Regions from separate parts of the Homo sapiens genome. Here region 2 is linked to region 1. A link is a loop called in an ENCODE intact Hi-C map of the cell type or tissue named here. Cell type or tissue: B cell. All regions are shown on one strand.

Region 1 (2,500 bases):
CACCATTTCATTAATTTTCAAAATCTTTTGAGGTGAATTTTACTGTATTTCCATTTTACTGATGATGAAACTAAGGCTTCAGCAGATAAAATAACTTGCCTATAGTCAAAATCTAAATGGCACAGGTAGAACTTGAACCCAGATTGTCTGACTGTGCTAGTCAAAATTAGTCAAAACTTTATTTGATATAATCCCACAATAAGAAATACATTTTACATAGTGACCCAAAGGTGTATGTACATATAATGATACAAGCATTCAAGTACCGTTCAGTACAGTAAAATGGCAATAGAAGAATACTGAAACCACACCCTATTACATGCAACATTCTGATATTTCTCTATCTTGCTGGGGAAAAAATAAAAACAAAACAAAACAGCTAGCTGCAGACCACTAAATTGACTTCCAGACACAACCCAGAGTTTGATAACCATCACCCTAAGCTATATACTTAGTATAGATACAAATAAAAAAAAATTGCCAGGCGTGGTGGTTTGTGCCTGTAACCCCAGCTCCTCAAGAGGCTAAGGCAGGAGGATTGCTTGAGGCCAGGAGTTTGTGATCAGCTTGGGCAACACAGCAAGACCCTGTCTCTCCAAAACAAACAAACAAAACCAAACAACCAGGCCTGATGGTGTGCACCTGTAATGCCAGCTACTCAAGAGACTGAGGCAGGGGGATTATTTGTGCCCAGAAGTTTGAGACTGTAGTGAATTGGTGAGTTATGATCACACCACTGGCACTCTAGCCTGGGTGACAGAGTGTGACCCTGTCTCTAAAAATGAATAACTGAATGATGAATGAATTTCCTAAATAAATATTAAGGGCCAAAAGTTTAAGTGGGCATAGAATCAGCAAAAATAAGGAATTAGGATCCAATTCTTTACCATTCATGTTCAATCTTCCCACAGTTTCCTAAAAGGCTTCATTAGTAACAAGTTGCTTCAAAGCTAATAAAAATTACCAGTAATCTAATGTCCAGAGTAACTCTGACCTGATGAATACTGATAAGCACTCCATGCTGTTTACTCTGCAGACTATATGGATGAAAGTCAGCTGGTGTGACAGTGGCACACGCTTACTTAGCTCCAGGGACATATTTAACTAAATTTAGCACACGATCTTAGCACTCAACATGTTCTCATTCATTCCCGGGGGAATGAATGGTGAAAATAACGACTAGAATGATGAACACAAGCCAAATCACTTCATTCATTTTTTTAAAGATCCTTCTATAACCTAGTAAAATATTAGGTCTTGTCACACCTGAAAAATCAATGATTTATCTTTGAGCTAAACCACTAGGGGGTGCTTCGCAAGGATGAGGCAAGGATCTGAATTATTTTATATTTCTGGCAGTAACCAACCGCTTCTGGAGGATCCATTCTTTGAACAAATCAATACAAAAATACGTTTTGTCTTTTTCCTGCTCTGGAAGTTCCAAGCACTTCAGTGGCTTCTAGGGCAAAACCCAAACGTACTCAAGACCTGGCATTGAAGACTCTTCAGATTCTCACTCCACGCCTCATCACCACACTAACTCTTCTTTCAAGCTTCTCCTACCTTTGTGTTCTGGGCCTTGCCAGGAGGAGGGCCTGCTACTCAGCTTGGCAGAAACTCCAACTCATCCTTCAAAACCCGGCTGAGGCGTCCCTCCTGCAAAACTTATCTGACTTTTGACCCCGAATTTTGCAGCACTCAGGCTAGACAGAAAAGATAAGAAAGATGACATGGTCTGTCTTACCCAGGAGTCAGTGTGACGATGGCTTCGGCTCCGCTGAGTCTGATGGCGCATAAGGGCCCGTCCCAGCGACCCACCGGCCGGGGCTCTCCTCCGGCCCATGGCAACACGACCGCTGGACGAAGCTTCCCGGCTCGGCGCGTGCAGTTTCCGGGATTCACAGTTCGATCCCCGGAAGTGACGATAAGCGAGCCCAAGTAGTTCAGGCTCAAACTTGAGAGGGGAAAGCAGAATGACTTGTTCTCAAGTTCTCCTTTTACGTCTCGATTTTACCAGTATTATAGAATATAAGTGAAAAAATGGTTCTGGGAAATTTTCGATAGATTTCCTGGCGAATGTCTCGAGTTTGGATAAATGACTGAGTTAAAAGAATGGTCCATTCTTAATTTGTGCGTCGGTCTTTAGCGTCCGGCGAGAAACTAGAGCACGTCGGAAACATGGCGGTTCCTATTCGCGGCACTAGCTCCGCCTTCCGCTGCTTCCGTCAGGAGGACGCGGAGACTCGGAGGAAGAGTGTTTCGGTGGCGCTGGGACGGGGGCGTTTCCCAGCGCTGGTTTTCTGCTGGCGTCCCGAGGTGTGGTCTCTCCGAGGTCCAGCACAGCAACTAACTTTTTGTTTATCTAGCCGACCCCAGCTGCGAACTGGGGAGAAAAGTCTTCGCCTGGATGTGAATTTGGAATGAGAGGCTGAATAGTATTTCCAGAGCTTGGCAAGGTTGTAGGAAAAGCCAACAGGAAGTGACTTACGCTTTATTTCAA
Region 2 (2,500 bases), 430 kb after region 1:
CCAGTTCATAATGGTCAAATACTATCACAAGAATGATAAAACCACAAAATATGCTGACCCCATGGATAGGAAAGAGGTGAATGTCAAGGGGACCTGGGACACAACCAAGTGTGTCAAAGTGTGTCTTATCTAAATGGTTTATGAAAAATTAAAACTCTATAATATATAAGCATATGTTTTAACAGACGAATTTTCCCTCTACTAAATCTTTGAGTAAAACTGACTCTTCAGGAAGATGCAGTAAGCTTTGATCCTGTGACTGGAGAGTACAGCTGTCCCCAGGATATTCACCAAAGTTTAAGAGAAACAGACATATCTACACACCGTATCATCATCTCGTCTGACTTACGCCCAAAGGCAAAGGGCCACGTGAAGTCCACAGCAGGACTCAAGTGCAAAGTCAACAGACTTTTATTTAAACTTCTGTTCAAAGGTATGTGAGTGTTGAAAGTGTGTCAGATGGTGGAGAAAATGACATAACAGGAAATTGTCGTTTAACAACAGAGTCCATCCCTGAATGCTGCAGCCAAGTCTGCGCCTCCGCGTCCACTCACGGGGCCACCGAGCAGTGATTTGGAGACCTGTTTCAACTATCAGCGGGGGCCAAGGGATCCCTGAGCCAGACCTACACCATGGCAGAGCCCCCCAGGTCATTTTCCCACCGTCGGTGAAACTGTGAGGAAACCATGGTATTATTCCTGGCCTCCCTGCGCTTCCCTCTCTCCTTTCCTGGTGACGTTTCCAGCTGTCACCAGCATTCCATGGCATACTTCTTATTCCCCACCTTCCCTTACTCTCATATCATCACTTCTTAGTAAGACTAAAGCCTTCCCCTTTCCTGTATTATTTACTTCTGATTAATGTCGGCAGCATTTCACCGGCGCGTAGCATTTAACTATTGACTTGAACACCATAGGTATTGCTTCTTATGGAAAAAGAATACTTTAAATTAAACGTGGTCTCTTTATCCAAAAGTGCCCAATTTGTTATGATTAATAAAGTTACCAATCAATAAAGTTACTTCATATGATCACTCTGAAAAAAACAATAAAACCTCTTTGTGGAAGCTCAATACACTGCCATTCTGTCATTCACTAGTGTTCTCGACGGAGAGGCGCTCTTGCTGTGCTGTGTCGTTTTTGATGGAGAGATGCTCTTGCTGTGTTTTTGACGGAGAGATGCTCTTGTTGTGTTTTTGATGGAGAGATGCTCTTGTTGTGTTTTTGATGGAGAGATGCTCTTGCTCCGCACTCCCACCTAACCCTCACCCCCAACCCCCTGAAAGGTTCTGGCCCCAGCACGGCCCCGCACACACCCTCTCTCACTGGACTTGCCCCTTCCCTTCTCCCGGGCCTCACGGCGGTGTCTACGCCGGGCTCGCTGGAACCTTCCAGGGCTCGGTGATTCGGGGCTGCGGTGGGAGGGCCCTGAGTTCTTAGACCCGCGTGCAGATCCGGCCGCGACACAGGCGAGACCCCTGCCGGCGAGGCGCGGAACTGCAGGCACGCCGCGGCAGGGAGGGCCGCAGAGCGGGAGGGGCCTGGGGCGCCCCCAGCAAAGAAGCTGGGGTGGGGGGCTGGCCACCCATCAGGTCATCAGGAGCCAAGTCCTCTTCCACACTTCTTTCACCACTGTCTTCAGCTGCCACCTCTGTCTGCCTCAGGACCATCAAGCTGTCTGGCTTCCGTCCTAAGACCCTGAGACAGAATGGAACCCTGGGCACTTACCCTCCTAGGCCAAGGCCAAATTCTCCAAAACACCCCCTAGAGGTGGGGGTGACGGGGGGAGGAGAGTAGACACTTGGAGCCCTGGACATCGGGCCAAGCATCCCACAGACGACAGATAAACGGCTCCCGGATGGTAATACAATCAGAGGCTCCACAGAATCTTTTTCTGTTGGCAATGGGATTAGAAAATAAAAATAAATCCCAAACACACACAGGCACCTGCCCTTTGCCTGGTGGAATGGAGAGCTCTCGTTTTGTTTTGCCCAGAACGACTTTCATTTACAGCTTCACATTTTCAGCAAGACGAAAAGCTGAGTCCAGACGCCCTTCAAAAAGAAGAGAGGTGGCCGGGTGCGGTGGCTCACGCCTGGAATCCCAGCACTTTTGGAGGCCGAGGCGGGCGGATCACCTGAGGTCGGGAGTTCGAGACCAGCCTGACCAAGATGGCGAAACCTCGCCTCTACTAAAAATACAAAAATTAGCCGGGCATGGTGGCGGGCACCTGTAATCCCAGCTACTCAGGAGGCTGAGGGAGGAGAATCGCTTGAACCCAGGAGGTGGAGCTTGCAGTAAGCCAAGATCATGCCACTGCACTTCAGCCTGGGCAACAAGAGCAAAACTCCGTCTCAAAAAAAAAAAAAAAAGGAAGAAAGGAGGAGGAAGAAGAAGAAGGAGGAGGAAGGAGGAGGAGGGGGAGGAGGAGGGGGAAGAGGGGGAGAGGAGGAGGGGGAGGAGGAGGGGGAGGAGGAGGGGGAGGAGGAAGGGGAGGAGGA

Evidence for each region. Peaks named below come from ENCODE experiments on the same cell type or tissue, not always from the same donor. Only the 100,000 strongest peaks of a DNase experiment are listed, where the experiment ranks them.
Region 2: it touches region 1 in a loop (7-fold over the local background); 107 of 110 quality-filtered maps call a loop at or near these places.

What each region holds. Positions count from the first base shown.
Region 1 is chr3:194,670,320-194,672,819 of GRCh38, forward strand. LSG1 (large 60S subunit nuclear export GTPase 1) reads right to left here and starts at 1,872. Exons shown (of 14, transcript NM_018385.3): 1 at 1,745-1,872. The coding sequence starts at 1,843. In B cell, CTCF peaks have their summits at 1,320 (motif pointing right) and 1,526; a DNase peak (open chromatin) is centred at 2,162; H3K4me3 peaks cover 1,608 bases; H3K27ac peaks cover 1,298 bases.
Region 2 is chr3:195,105,120-195,107,619 of GRCh38, forward strand. The region is part of intron 3 of XXYLT1 (xyloside xylosyltransferase 1); the gene reads right to left. LOC124909476 (a long non-coding RNA gene) reads right to left here and starts at 1,424. Exons shown (of 2, transcript XR_007096226.1): 1 at 1-1,424. RefSeq lists a silencer at 1,312-1,481. In B cell, CTCF peaks have their summits at 1,488 and 1,689; a DNase peak (open chromatin) is centred at 1,452; H3K4me3 peaks cover 327 bases.